Linked DNA regions of Mus musculus: region 2 is linked to region 1. Evidence: chromatin loops called from intact Hi-C (ENCODE). Cell type or tissue: left cerebral cortex. All regions are shown on one strand.

The links. Peaks named below come from ENCODE experiments on the same cell type or tissue, not always from the same donor. Only the 100,000 strongest peaks of a DNase experiment are listed, where the experiment ranks them.
Region 2: a loop joins it to region 1, with 4 times the contacts of the local background. A loop is called at or near these places in 4 of 42 quality-filtered maps.

Annotation. Positions count from the first base shown.
Region 1 is chr2:147,041,013-147,049,012 of GRCm38, forward strand. Xrn2 (5'-3' exoribonuclease 2) reads left to right here. Exons shown (of 30, transcript NM_011917.3): 18 at 976-1,083; 19 at 1,162-1,251; 20 at 1,848-1,920; 21 at 6,623-6,706. Among named protein-coding and RNA genes, the nearest start is that of Xrn2, 32 kb to the left of the region's middle. In left cerebral cortex, no CTCF peak of the experiment used is centred here; no DNase peak of the experiment used is centred here.
Region 2 is chr2:145,912,852-145,920,851 of GRCm38, forward strand. It overlaps Naa20 (N(alpha)-acetyltransferase 20, NatB catalytic subunit), which reads left to right. Exons shown (of 6, transcript NM_001141965.1): 5 at 2,683-2,828; 6 at 2,953-3,574. The coding sequence ends at 3,038. Crnkl1 (crooked neck pre-mRNA splicing factor 1) reads right to left here. Exons shown (of 14, transcript NM_025820.3): 12 at 7,746-7,847; 13 at 6,889-7,137; 14 at 4,631-5,749. The coding sequence ends at 5,573. Among named protein-coding and RNA genes, the nearest start is that of Naa20, 14 kb to the left of the region's middle. In left cerebral cortex, no CTCF peak of the experiment used is centred here; a DNase peak (open chromatin) is centred at 4,716.

The DNA of each region.
Region 1 (8,000 bases):
TATAATTGTACCTAATATTGAATATCCTTAGATAAAGCCTACACTTGTAGTTTTAAACTTACTACTAAAAATTATTACCATGAATAATATTTGTAAAGACTTGGAAGTTCCTTAAGAATTAGTCTATCAATAAAACTTGGTTCTGTTGTGTTAAAGGATTTTAAGGATTACAATGTTTGAGTTGGTCATTAATATTATTAAAGTTTAAGTGGGTTTTGGTTTGTGTGTTTGTTTTTTTAAAGAGTTTAAAGCCAATTGGGCATTTGAAAGTCACTAAGAAACTAAAGAAAAGATGCAGTATGTTGCGTACCAATAAAAATTTGAAAGGAATTTGATTGTAACAATTCTCTTATGTTACTGTGATTTTACATGAGATGAATTGGGTCAGTGTGTCCAGTGCACTGAGTAGTGGTGGAAAGATCTTCCTTCTTGTTTTACAGCACACTAAAAAGGCTTCTCTTTTTCCATGAGCACAACTTGCTTTTGTTTTGATTTTAGTGTATTTATAGTCAAGAGAAAGTTGCCACATGGAAGTATAATAGTACATTTTGGTTGTTTGATTCTCAGCTACTGTTGATGTTCGCAACTACTACTGCCACCTGTTCAGTAAATACCAGGTGAAAACCGTGTTTGGTTTTATTCGATGACAGAAGCTCTGAGATTGGAAAGAAATGTCATCAAATATATTTTAAGGATAAATATCTTAGTGAATTTGTATTTGTAAATACAAAGTTTGATATTAATTACTGATTATTCAAGAAAGTTTACAATATTTTTTAAATAAAGGAACCACTGATATGAAGCAGACAGTTATAAACAGTATTTTGAACTCAGAAAAATTAATGAGTGGAGTATATGCCAGAAATCATGTTTTACAAATAAGATATTATAGACTGATAGTCATAGCTAATTTTTTTTTTTAACCATGTTCATCATTAAGAGTATTTTGCTTTTAATTGTCATTAATGATTTTAGGGCTGTGCTTCCTGGAAGTGGTATTATCCATTCCATTATGCACCATTTGCCTCAGACTTTGAAGGTATTGCAGACATGTCCTCTGAATTTGAAAAGGGCACAAAACCGGTAAGCTTCAAGTCAATGAGAAGTAGGAATTTGAATTTCATAATAATTGGGAGTCTTTAACCTTTCCCTCTCTTGCAGTTTAAGCCACTGGAACAACTAATGGGGGTTTTCCCAGCTGCAAGTGGTAACTTTCTACCTCCAACATGGCGGAAGCTCATGAGTGACCCTGTAAGTCTTAGTGTTTTCAAATGTGTTAGGAACATTAGGCAAAGTTGACTTTGCATGTCATAGTTTTAAAAAGCTGAAATATGCAAAGAATGTGTTTTTTGCTTTTCACTGCATAATGTGGTATTCTGTACTTTCTTTGTCTCTGAGTTTCCTACCCAGTAAATAAAACTGATTTGTTTTCAATCTACATGTTATTATTTTGAGACAGGGAATTACTATGTAGTCCTGGAACTCCCCCTGTTCAAGGCTGGCCTTGAACTCAAAGAGATCAACCTCTGACTCCCCAGTACTAGAATTAAAGTTGTGAGTTAATCACACCCTGCATAATGATTTTTATTTCTTTCAACCCTATGAGAACTTTAAACATTCTATCTGACTTACCTAAAATTAACTCTAAGCTTGTTCTTTTGTGCTGGTTACGTAGTGAGACCCAGCCAGGAGGTAGGAAATGTTGAGTAACTAAACCTTTCACTGCCTGCATGTAGTCCATAACTATCAGTTCTAAAACTCTTTTCTTTGTTTAAAGTTATTTCATGTTTTTTGAGACAAGGTATGTGGCTTTTGTTTTTGATTCTTTTACTTTCTTCCTGAAACAGGATTCCAGTATAATTGACTTCTATCCTGAAGATTTTGCTATTGATTTGAATGGGAAGAAATATGCATGGCAAGGTAAAATTTAGATATCATTCCTTTTTGTTTGTTTGTTTGTTTGTTTGGATTGGGGGTTTCTCTGTGTACCCCTGGCTGTCCTAGAACTAGTTCTTTGGACCAGGCTGGCTTCAAACTCAGAGATCTGCCTACCTCTATCTTCTGAGTTCTGGGACTAAAGGTGTGCACCACCATCACCTTGTTTGTTTACAGTTTTTAATGAAGTTGATCAATCATGACTTACAGGATAAAAAAAACTCTGGAAACCATACTTTCATAATTACATGTGAAAAGTAGATATAAATATTCAATCATAATCATCAGTGATCAATAGTAATTCTAATAGTAAAATATGGTAAGTGGTAACTTACTGAAATAGGTTAAAATAGTGTTCTTTGTGAGTTTTTCTTCAATCAGTAACCCCTTGCCACCTTTCAAAACTGCTAAGAAAGAAACACAGTCATGCATGTTTGGGGTTATGGAAACTTGTAAAATATATAGTAGAAACTTAACAGTTGACATTTTATGTTTTGCCCGTTCTTTACATTCCTTATGTGAATAGATTATGTGGGAAAGCAATTTAAAAATTCACACTAACTTTAAGATGTTAATCACTACTCAACAAAAGTTGGTCATTGAGTATAACACACAGTAAAAAACACTTGCTCATCAAATTCTCCTCTGACACTTTCTTGTGCTGTATCCTTTTTTTTGGATACTAAGCTCAGAATTGTGAGGCAGAGGGGGCGTATCATCAATTTACAGATTGAAGGGCTAAGAAGTAGCTCAGTGGGAGATTATTTACCTGGCATGCACAAGTGCCTTTGATCCCCCCCCAAACCTCATAAAACTCATCACTCCCTCTACCCCTGGTCCCTGCAAAATCAAAACCAACAAAAAATGTACTGTAATTGGGGGTTAGCTTTTGGTTTAAATAGTAGTGATAATTTCTTATTACTTTAATATAATGATACTAAAAAATGCATCCAATATATTGGGGCTATTTAAAATGTGCTTTGGTCACATGTAAATGGATTAGCGTCTCCAAAGGCTTTTGAAGGAACTTTGTAGAGGATGATTTAATTAGAGAAGCAGTGAGGAAATGGAGGGCTAATTAAAATAAGTTAATTAATAAGTAAATCTATTTGTGTTTATTAAGTACATAATTCATTGCTTGCTTAGGTTTACAAATAAACAAGTAAATTTTTAAATATATAAACATACAGATTGCCAATTTATGTAATCATAGTTATTATAGTATTTATATCAATAACAATAAATCTTCTCAATATAGTAATTTTAGGAAGAAGATAAAATAATGCCCAGTGGTTTGAATTTCTTCATATCCTTGCTAATATTTTTCTCCTGGATTTTTTGTTGTAGTTGTTTTGGTTTTTTGAGCTACCCTAACCACTATGAAATGGTAACTCACAGTAGCTTTAATTTACATTTCCCCACTGGTAATGATAGTGGGCATGTTTTCATGTGCCTTTGGGGTACTTACATCTTTAAAGAAATCCTAGTCAAATCCTTTAGGTTGTGTCGGGTTTTAGTTGTTGCATTAAAATTTATAGCCTTTAAGCATTTGTTGATGATTTTTGTGTATTTCCTTCAGTTCTGTGGTTTTCTTTTCCCTTGTTCTGGTGTCCATTAATGTCAGAAACGATTACACTTTGGTGCTCTGCTTTATCTGTTTTGCTTGTCTTTGTGTAACCAGGGAATCATTTGCCAAGTCTAGTATTGTGAACCTTTGCATATTTTCTAGAACTTTTTATAATTTTAGCTTTTATATTTTAGTTTTCAGTCCTATTTTGACTTAATATTTGTATATGGTATAAGATAAGGACCCAGTCTCATTCATTCATATGTGGATAACTACTTTTCTATGAACCAGCTGTTAAAAAGGCTTTTTTCTATTGAAAAAAGCTACTAATCTAGTCTTTATGTCTGGTTTTATCCCAGTACCATACTGTTTTAATGATATCTTAGAGTTATATAAGCCTTAACACTAGAGCTGGGCAGATGTCAACCATTTATGCCATTTTGTCTACTTCCCGTCAAAATCCCTGAGATATTATTTAACATGTTTCACCTGGGCTGCCCCTACTCCAACAGGCGGGCCTTTCATAGTCATGTGCTCACAATCTACCATACTCATGGTGCCTTCTTCCTCTCCTTCCTAGTGTCCCTGCCTGAGAGCCCACGCCCTGCCCCTTCTCTTCTGCCTAGCTCAGGCTGTAGACATCTTTATTGACCAGACAGGGATGACTTGAGGGCACGTTTGTACAACAAAATCTGGTATTTGTGAGGATCTCCTCATTGTGGAGGCTCTCCTTGTTGGTGAAGGGGGCAACCAGATCTTGGGGTACAGAATTTAGCATTTGAATACAAGCAGCAACAGACCAATCCCCTACTAGGACTTTTCTAGGATATTTTGGGTCTGTATTAATTAGTTAGCACTGTGACAAAATCCTTGACACAAGCAGCCTTAGAAAGGAAGGGTGTGTTGTGGCTCATGCCTCCAGGGACTGAGCCTAGCCCAGGGGAGGGTGTGGGAAACCAGGGGAAACCAGCTATCTGGTTACTGTCATTGAAGTCAGAAAGCAGAAGATGAATGCCAGCTCCTCTTCTTGTTATTGGGGACTCTTGCCAGTAAGAGAGATCTTCCCACATTCAAGGGGACTCTTCCTCCTCAGTGGGAACACTCACGTATACGTATATCCCAGCGTATATCCTCAGTGGGAACACTTACGTATACGTATATCCCAGCGTATATCCTCAGTGGAAACACTTACGTATACGTATATCCCAGCGTATATCCTCAGTGGAAACACTCACGTATACGTATATCCCAGCGTATATCCTCAGTGGGAACACTTACGTATACGTATATCCCAGGAGGCCCCAAAGCCAGTCAAGCCGATGGTAAAGATTAACCATCACAGGGTCTCTTAGAAAGTTTGTTCTAGGATGGCTTCAACGTCAGTTTCTTACTTTTTATTTTATATTTTATGCATCAAATTACATTAATATTTTCACTTATACTCCACCCATAGTCCAAAAATGTCAAATTTAGTACTATTAAGAAATATAGTTTAAAACACAACTTTAAAACTTAGTGGAAGCAATGTTAATATATTAGTTGGTAAAGCGTTTACCTGGGTTGATTATACCTTAAAATGATAGGAAGAGAAATGTAGTTGTTTAAAAAAAACAAAAAACATTTTTGACTGTGTATACTTTGACAATATATATTTAATAGCAATACTGGGATTTTATACAATTTGTTACATGTTATAGTTTTGATTACTTTATGTTTTATATATGAACAGACAGCTTAGGTAATTTTGTCAAAGTTTAAGGATGACAAAACCAAGATCTAAACCTAGGGAGTCAGACTCTAGATGAGCTCTCTTGAAGTGGCTGTTACCACAGTACCCAGTGCCTGGGCTGCTTTGGGATGAAGAGAGGATCAGATGGGGCAGTGCATGGAGCTCAGTGGTCAAGGAGGAGTGCTCTGTTCTTCCTCTGCTTACTTCCAGCACATTGCTGGTAACCATTTCTTCCTGCTCCAGGCCACGAACGTGATTTGCTCTTTGGTGATTTTATTACTGTCAGAGGCACTGCAAGCTGTTTCCTGATTAGATTCAGCTTCTGGAATTAATATTGTAGGAAGTTTTGTTATAGGAAAGCCCTACAGAGCTTTCTTTAAATCCTAAGTCAAATGGGTAGAAAATAAAAGATAAATAATGATTTGGGTATTTGTTGGTATATTTCTCTCAAGTGTATGACTCAACAAAATTTGAACAACTTCTTTCCCTGTGTTTGCTAATAATTGAATTAGCCTTGTCTAGATTACAGGTGATCATTTCTTTTAGGCGCTGCAAAATTTATACCAGAACTTAGATTCTTTTATTGCAGTAAAATCAAATGCTTCTTTACTGAGAAAATAATAGTAACTAAGTTAGTAATGTTTGCTTTGGAAACCTTTTCATTTCTTAAAATTTCAAATACAGTAGTTTGTAGTAGTGGTTTTTTTTTTTTTTTTTTTTTTTTTTTAGAATTGTTTAGTTCTATTTCACATTTGTTGTTACTTATTTTTAAGTTTTATTTACCCCAAATACTATTTTTTTCTGAATTCCAGAATAACAAAGATGTGGTCCAGTAACATTTTTTTAGTACTATGATAGACACTATATTAATGTCTCTGAAAATGGTAACTGTAGGCTCAAGTGAAATAATGCCTTTAATTCAGCACACTCGGGTGCCATTTCCAGCCCCGACAGGAACAGTCTGTTCTGTTCCCAACTAGTAGTAAGTTATTTAGGCCAAGCTCTAAAGAATGTTTGCATGCAAATTAATCAGATTAATTATAAACAGAGTATTGTAGAAGCTTGGAAATTAAAGGGACCTTTCCTGTAGTCTGGAAATAGAACTGGGTATGTGAGGTAAATTACATCATTTTACAAAGAATCGGGAAGGCCAAAGGACAAGCTCAAGCTCAAGGAAGATGAGCTAATAGTTGGCCTGAGGGCATTAGTAAGGTGATAGCACTGCAAGTGTGTAAAGTATGGGGGCATTTTTGCCATTACCACCACATATGAAAATATTTACATTTGAGTTTTGGATACATGACAGAGTTCAGTTCTATTTGCTAGATGTTCATTTGAAACAGTGAACTGAAATCAGGTGATTGTAATGGTCAAATGGTTGTTTTCTCCAGGTGTTGCTCTATTGCCATTTGTGGATGAGCGAAGGCTGCGAGCGGCTCTAGAAGAGGTGTACCCAGACCTCACTCCAGAAGAGAGTAAGAGTCACAGCGCCCACTTGATCAATGTGGAGTCTGTCCAGCACAAACTTCATTTCTGTATAAAAGTAGACTTTTTTTTTCATTTGGAAAGTTTCTCATATAGGAGGCATAAATTATTGATTTACCTTTTATAATAGGCAGTAACTTTCCTTCTTAACCTATTACCTGTAAATTGAGTACTAAATAATTATCATTTTAAATTCAAAAGTATTTACTAAATTTGTTAAAGATTAACAGTTCATCTGGGCTTTGGTGGCATAATCCTGTTATTCCAGCACTGAGGGGAGCTAATGCAAGAGGATTGTTGAAAGTTAAAGTTCAGCTTGGGGTACAGGATGAGACCCTCAAAAAAAGTTACAGTTCAAGAATATCTCTTGAAGTATTCTAGGAACAAGCAGGTAACATATCTAATGATATACATTTTAAGCCAAAACTAGTGGAAACATGAAAGTGCTCACTTTTTACTGATTAAAGAACAATCATCAAGAGGATGCTCGTATTCTAAACCCTCAACATAAGTGCATCCAGTTTGATCCAATGAGTACTGCTAGAGATAAGGCCACAGATTAGCCCCAGCAATCCTGACCAAAAAAAAAAAAACTGAATTAAATCACATTCTAGATCAAATGTACTGAGCAGATAATTCAGAGGACATTCATCCCATTCAGACTATAGAATACACTTATTTCTTAGCAGACCATGGAACTATCTTTAAAATAGATGATATATTAGGATACAAACCAAGTCTTAACAGATAAAGGGAGATAGAAATAATTACTTGTATTTTGTTTGATCTTGCAGTCATAAGACTATAAATCAACAATAAGAGAAACCATAGAGCATCCATAAACTTGGCGATTAAACAAGACATTGCAGAACAATGACTGGTCCTTGAAGAAACTAAAAAGGAAATAAACATTCCTAAGTTAATTAAAAAAAGAATCCCCTTTGACTTTTTGATTCTTAATGACATCCACACACATACTACTGCCTCTTAGGAAGGCATTCCTCATTCTCTCCGTCTGCTTTCTTCCAATTATCATTCAAAGGATTAACTCTTCTTGAAAGAGTTGAGTAAGACAAGCATTAACTCCTAGAGGGCTAACTTGAAATGTTAATCTGCATAAAAAGTAGTATCTTATAATTATGGCAGAGTATTTAGATCGCACAAATTGTCATGCTGAACTCAGTTTTGAAAATTTTATAAAGTATAAATATAACAAATTTAAGAAACTATTGATTCATTTTTAGTTTTCCTTAGAGAATGTTTATGTCTTAAGCAAGAAGTCAG
Region 2 (8,000 bases), 1.1 Mb before region 1:
CTCAAAAATCTGCCTGCCTCTGCCTCCTGGAGTGCTAGGATTAACTAACTAGTTGGACTCAAAGACCAACCTTTCAAGGAAGATCTTTGGTGTTCTTAACACTGTGGCAGATGTTTCTATGCCCAAAGTAGTGTTTCTATTCTAACAGCTAGTAGCCATCTCTAGAAAACTAGGAATAAAATGTGCTCTTTACTGCTACACTGTGAGCACTGGACAAATGCTTTTTAAGCCCTGAAACAAATGGAACATAACCCATTTCCATTGTGCATGTAAATACTAGTTAATCATATCAAGTGTAAGAATGTCATCAAGAGTTTTGATATTTTTCTTGAACATATATAAAATAGCCTGTAGTGGGTGCCTTTAATCCCATCCTGCAGAGGCAGAGAGATCTCTTGAGTTAGAAGCCAGACTGGTCTACATAGTGAATGCCAGGTCAACAAAGGATATCTTGCTTTTGTTTGGTTTTTGGAGATAGGGTTTCTCTGTGTAGCCCTGGCTGGCCTCAAACTCAAGAGATCTGGCTGCCTCTACATCCTGAGTGCTGAGATCAAAGGTGTGTGTACCACCACTGCATCTTGCAAGGAAGTAGTTTTAACAAAAAAAGTCCTTGTAAGGTTTTTAAACTTCTCCTTGAAACCTGGCTGTGGCACACACCTTTAATCCTAGCACTCCAGGAGGCAGAGGCAGGCAGATTTTTGAGTTTGGGGGCAGCTTGTTCTACAGAGCCAGTTGCAGGACAACCAGGACTATGCAGAGAAACCCTGTCTCAAAATCATAGTATGACAGGCAAACAGAATGCTAATTATGCTTGTTAGGACCCATTTCCTGTTTATTTACGTAATTACTAACCTCTCTTCCCCCTCTAGTTTCTGAGGTTTCATCGTTTTGTGTGTGTACATAGATATACATTATATTCATGTCTTATTCAGGTGTACACACTAAAGCAAGAATTTAATTTTCTACAGCAGTCACCAGAGGGCACAAGTTGCAGAAATAAACTGTTATTTATATAAGAATTATGATACACCAGGAGCCAGGATGTTTGACTGAAAAACAACTATTATTCATTAGGTGCAGTGTATTTTGTAGCAGCCTAGAGAACTGAAGTGAGGGAAGCAGCAAAGCCCCGTAGAGTGTTTCACGCAATCAAAGATTCAGCCTCTCTCTCTCCTGGAAATTTACACAGCAAAGGCATGTAAGACACAAGGGAAGAGGATTGGGAGGCAGCAGCCTGCTGTCACAGACAGAAAACAAGAATGCACAAGTTCCTAGAACTAAGTGAAGATAAAGGTAGAAAAAAGTATTGAAATTGGCATCAACAGCATTATATGCTTCAGAAAAGTCTAAGCAAAACCTCCTGAGTATTCTTAACCTTTATAAAACTTTATGGGACCAACAGATGGAAAAGGGAAATGCTGTAAGTTTTGTAACTGACCTCAGAGCAAATATAATCATATCCAGAATCCTACTCAGGGGTTTTGAGGGTATTGTTAATATAGAATACAAGGGAAGAAGAACCAGCAACAAAAATGGCGAAATATTCTTCAACAATGGGCAGCTCTGCCCTGTCAGGTCCAGTGTGCAGCACAGACTGTTGGCGCTAGAGAGCAAGCAGCAGATGAGAACATGAGTAATGTGTCAAAGGTCTTGGCGGGCCTGAGGCCGCACTGGATATCAGAGTGGGAAGGTAGAGTTTTCAGTAAAGATGGTGGGACAAGTGGATGGGCAAAATGTTCCCCTGCTTGCTACTTTACTACACACAGACTCCAGATTTATTTATAACATGGGCATGGAAAAGCAACAGAGTATAATATGAGAATCTCCCATGACCTCAGTGTAGATACCTTTTTAAGCAGGCTGTAGACAATGCAGGGGAGGCTCATTGCTCCACTTAGTAAAAGTGGAGTAGCTTTGCTCACCCAGAGATTATATTAACATCACATCACAATATGGTGTCTCACACACACTAGGATTGGACTTGGAATAAACAGGTTTGAATTTAATCAAGCTAACTGTGCATATACCCATGACACAGCAGTGGGGTCCCTAATTAGATACTGTAGCATGGATGCTCAACAAAGTATCCATAGTAACATCCTTCACAATAGAACTAGAAATATTTCCAGAGGACCATGAGCAAGTTGTATATTCATACAATGAAAGGCTAAACAAAGTGAAGAGAATAGCTCGAGGCTCAGTACTGACTGGGGTCACTCACAAAGCAATCCCCAAACTGAATATGCTTATATAAAACTCACAAACAAAATTAAATCTTAATAGACAGTAAACAGGGAGATAATAGCCTAGACACAAAATCAGGATGTGAAGGCCTTCGAAAGGAGGTAGTCACCAGCATCCTACAACAGCTATAGTTGGGTCCTCTTTCTGTATTATGAAATGGTTACTCTAAATTATAAAATGGTTATAAAAGATTTCTACTGCAAGGTTGTTACTTGACACCAAATAGTCAAAAGCCAAGGCTGGCCTTGAGCCCATTATGTTTGTAGCCCAGGCCAGCCTAGAATCCACAGTTCTCCCCCTTCAGTACCAAGTCCTAGGATTACAAGCATGTGATTTATGCATGGCACTAGGATTTCTAAAGATGTATGCCAGATTGCCTAGAGTTCTTATAGTTTTAACATTTCCTTTTTTCCTTTTTTCTTTTCTTTTTTTTTAAAGAAAAGGTGGATTTTTTGTTGATCTCTTCGTAAGAGTATCCAATCAAGTTGCCGTCAACATGTACAAGCAGTTGGGTTACAGTGTCTACAGGACAGTCATAGAGTACTACTCAGCCAGCAATGGGGAGCCTGATGAGGATGCCTATGGTAAGCTTCCTGCTGTGCCAGGAGAAAGTCAAAATAAGTTATTTCCCCCACAAGCCTAAATAAATTAATAAATTCAAAGAAAGTTTGCTATTGGTTGCTTACATTAATCTTTGCTTCTTAACAGATATGAGGAAAGCACTTTCCAGGGACACTGAGAAGAAATCCATCATCCCATTACCTCATCCCGTGAGGCCTGAGGACATTGAATAACCATAGGCAGTGGTTCTTAGGCAGGTGTTCCAGACAGTTTGTGGACATACTACTTTCATAGGATGATCTTGGAGCTCTATTAGGAGGAAAGTAAGCATTTAAGTCTTAAAGACTTCAAAAAATGCAGGCTATAAACTTCAAATCTCATCCTTCCAATGAGCAATAGCATACATGTTCGAACTGTTTGCCATAGTAAAATTCAATCAAGGCAGCTAAGTCAGAAGGACTCGTTCCACTATCATGGTTGACAGTACATGCCAAGAAAAGACTCCCTCCATCCTCCTCCTAAATCCTGTGCCTGAGAACCACTGCTGCACATATATAAATATATATATATTTTATTTTGTATTGATCTGTTAATTGAAGCTTTAAAAGCATATATGAAATGTATAAATCTGAGATGTATAGTAAAACATTGTTGACTATGAATGTTTTCTGGAAGTTTGTTGTCTTTTAATCAAAATTATGGACGGATCTTTGTTTAGGATGTGGTGCCTCTTGTTTTGACTTTTTTATATAAAACCTTTTTAAATGCACATCTGTAATCATCCCTGTCTGACATACATGAGCTCCCTTCTTACTGGGTTCCTACTGTTGGTCTCTGTTAACACTGCTCAAACCTCTGAATGTGAGACTTTAAGGGGAAACAAAGTTTAACTCCAAAAAAAATCATGTAAAGATAGGCAGTAAAGAAGTACTTAGAAAGGCCAACGTAAAACGACCATTACAATGTACGTTATGTTGGCATGCTTTGCTTTTCTTTTCTTTGAGATACCATTTTGCTACATTCCTGGGCTAGCCTTAAACTCAGCTCCCAGCAATCCTCTATTTAGCTCTCAAGTGGTAGTTGGGACTACAAACATATATGTACCAATGCTCTTGATTTAAAAGCTTTTACTTTAGAAAGGTCTTATTTTGAGATAATAAGGTTGAAGAGCATGAATTCTTTGTTCTCTCATAAAGGAATAACGTTCCCTTCAACCTATCACACCGCCTGTGCTTGTTAGGAGTGGACTCTGAAGAGCAAAGTCACTAATTTTTGTCTTCATGTGCACAAGCAACATACTCTAGGAAGATGGCTTAGTTATGGAACTAGCTAGCATTCTGAACTGCTTTCACCTCCATCTAGGATCTGCACTAACTCAAAGGACGTTCAGTGGCAGATTCTTCCTGACCAGCACCCTTGGTATTCAATGAAACTCAGGCTAACGTCTGAGCCTAGTGCTGGTCTGGTGGCTGAAAAGATCTGTTGCTTACCTACTAGTAGTACTGTTTTCTTGTAACTTTTACAAAATTATTTTATTTTCAAGACCCAATTTAGTAATATTATTGAGCAGCTTTATTCCCTTAGATGGATATACTTAAATTTAATACTCAGTTGTTTACTAATGGTTCTTTTAGGTAGAAACCAGTCTTGAAAGAACAGTTCTAGGCGTTGAGTGGTTAAAAAAAATGGCTATGAATTACAGGATGAGTAAAACCATGCCTCCAAGATTAGGCAAGTGCTATTTTAGTGTGAGCAGAGCACCAACAAGGATGTTACTGTCCAGTGCCAGTGCCTTCACTGAGCACACAATCACTGTGGGCTTTTTGGACTCCTGTTGTTTAATGACAACTGTTAAACATCAGTTGTTAGAATTCACACATTCTGAGGCATGTTGGGAGATACATAGTTTCTAGGCAACTATAACTGCAGAATTCACAAAGCTTGGGACTGGCAGTAGTGCAATGGTGAATCATACTTAACACAGACATTTACATAATAAATCCAATAGGACACTGCCTCAGCATCCGTGAATGCAGGCCATTGTTTTCTAAACAAGCTACTACAAAACTTAACTAGTTTGAGAGAAAAACTGAAGCCAAACTAAAATGTTCCTGACAAAGACTTGGGGTCAAAAAATACAGTCACTATAAATCTGTTCAGATATTCAGAGAGAAAACTAGCCCAAGTCCATTTAATTCTATGAGAAGTAGACACATGATGCTAAAAGGCAGTAGGGGCAGGGGAAGGTGTGCTGTTGGAACAAGATTGACATCAGCATACTCCTTTTCTAATGGAATCATCAAAATGAGGTGCCACCATACTACTGCTTGTTTGAGAAAACTGAAAATCAATGGAAACGTACAGCCACCACATGGAGGTGTTAGAGTTGGACTCCAGTTTTGTGGTTTTAGAGACATGAAATCTAAAAGTTTCAGATTCATGAACACCATCATGATAAACCTGTGTCTATTCCTGGAGAATGGACCTTGAACACTGAGTTTAGTCTGCAGTTCGACCCAACGTATGTGCTAAGCACATGAACTCCATCTAACAAAGACAATAGGAGCAAATGCTAGAAATGCTCGGACTCAAGTAACAAAACTTAGAAAAAAATTCTTTTACTTGCAGTTTCTCACCCATAGTTAAACCCAAGAGCATTTTAAAAAATAATTCAAAGATGCCAAACAACTCCTTACTGAGTAAATACATAAAAACATTTAGGAGTCAAAGTTCTAAACTGTTCATTTATAAAAAGCAATTATAACATTTAAAAAGATGAGGATTCACTCTCATCAATGTCCTTATCTGGATCCTGTTCGGCAGCTTCTCTTTCCTGTTGCTGTTTCTTCCACAGCTTGGCCATGGCCAGGAGCTTGAGGTTAGGCTGGTTGGCAGCATCCTCTGGGAAGATGTAGTCATAGTATTCTTCCCACCCGGCGTCAGACTGCAGAAATAAGTACATGAGGTCAAAGGTGAGCAGACAGAAGCTGGAGCCTGCTTCATTCAGAAGGCAGAAGAATGAAGACTGTGTCTGGGGAACCTAGAGTCTCAATTCAACCATGGTGCTGTGGAAAGTAACATCAGATCCTGCCGTAGATGGAACAAAGGGCTGAGCCTAAAGGAGTGACTGAGCCACCGGGCAGATGAGGTTACTGCAGCACTACACTGGCTCAATGAGAATGAAGGACCAAGTGGGAGGAAGCTAAACATCTAAGCACAGCGGCTCCACGGGCAGTGCCTCCACTGCCTAAGACACTCAGTGCCTCCACAAACCTTGCAGTCGTACATTTACAATGTAAAAACGTGTGTTTGAGGGGCTAGAGGGGTGGCTCAGCGCTGAGAGCACCTGTTGCTCTTACAGAGGACTCAGGTTAGGTTTCTGGCACCTGCATGGTGGCTCCCAACCACCCAGTAGCTTCACTTCTAAGGGGTCCAATATCACTTTCTGATCTCCAAGGACACCAGGAATGCATGTGGTACACATATACCCATGCATGCAAAGCATTCAAAATAATTTTTTTTAATTTGAGTTTTTACTTAATATTTAGTAGCAGAGGCCACATAGTGTGTAGTATTTGGACTCCTAGCTCTTCTCAGTTCCAACTGAGCATGGCTATTATTTCTAAATATTATCTTAAAATGGAGGCTTTCCTCATCTCCTACTTTCCACCCCTCAGGTCCAGGCTTTTAAAAACATGCACTAGATCATCTTCAAGCCAAGTCTCTCAAGTCCACCCTTATGAGATGCTAGCATTCTAGACATGTGTAAAGGTCTTCAATGATTCCCACCAAACTTGCTCTACCCTACAAAGCCTCAGGATTGGTTTCCCTCTATAAGGTGAAGCTCCCCCACCCCACCCCCATTCAACAAACAGCAGCTTCATATAGTTCCTAGACTCCACCTTCACTCAGAAGGCTCTGCCCCTGCCCTGTCCTAGTAGCTGGACTACAAGGGGCTCCTTATCCAGGTTGCCTGCATCTGCTTTGAAAAATTCCAATAGTACTCCAAAGCACAGATTGCAAAGTCAGATGCATTTCTACTCCTTTGACATGGGGGGAACAACCCCGGTACTGGGCCCTTACCCCATCGTCGGCCTGGACCTTTCTTCTCTTCTTGACCTTTTCTGGCATGAGTTTGTCTACTCTCTCCTTGTCTGATACTGTGCCAAATTCATCTTCAAAACTTCTCCAGGATTCCAGCAACATAAGCCTCTCTTCTTTTTCTTCACAGTTTCTCATGGTTTTGTTAGCTTCTTCATAAATCTGTCTGCATTTAGCCACACTTCCTTCTTTCCCAGACGATAACTCAAACTGAGCAAAACTGATCCATACCTTACCAAAAAAAAAAAAAAAAACAGAACAAAATTAACCATGTCAGTCACCCAGAAGAAACAAACAGAGAACATAAAGTTAGTTTCTCCAGATCATGATGTATCTACTGATAATGAATCACAGATTGATACATTGAGCATACGCCTCAGTGTCAGTGGAGAAGCAGTCTTCTGCTTTTAGATGTTAGATGTAGTTTTTTTTTTTTTTTTAAGATTTACTTATTTATTTTATGCATATGAGCACACTATAAGCTGTCTTCAGACACACCAGAAGAGGGCATCAGATCTCATTACAGATGGCTGTGAACCACCATGTGGTTCCTGGGAATTGAACTCAGGACCGTTGGAAGAGCAGTCAGTGCTCTTAACCACTGAGCCATCTCTCCAGCCCCAACATAGTTTTAAAGTTATAGAAAAAACTTCTTTAACTCTGTGATGCCCAAGAGATGCATGGCAACATAAACAATGATCTGGCAGGTCTAAGCTTAGTATTTGTAAGTCCTCTGGGAACAACAGACTCTAAGAACAAAGTCATTTAAAATAGTTTGTCTACAAACATCAAAACTGCTGTACAAACAAAATGAGAGACTATTTAAAAAGTAAGGATACCTTGACATGCTGTGTTCGCTGAAGCAATTGTCGGTAAAGGTTTCGTGTTCTTTCAGTTTCTTCCTGCTCAATCTCAAAATCAATATATGATTTCCAAAGTACCTAAGAAAAATAATGAATCAATCTTAGCATTAAGAAAGCCACATGCCCCTGTAGTTCAGCCATCCTGATCTATAACCAGGAATAAAGACTTTCACTTAACAATTAGATTGCATGTGGATAGATGGTAATACTAGCATTTAGAAGCTTGCCAAA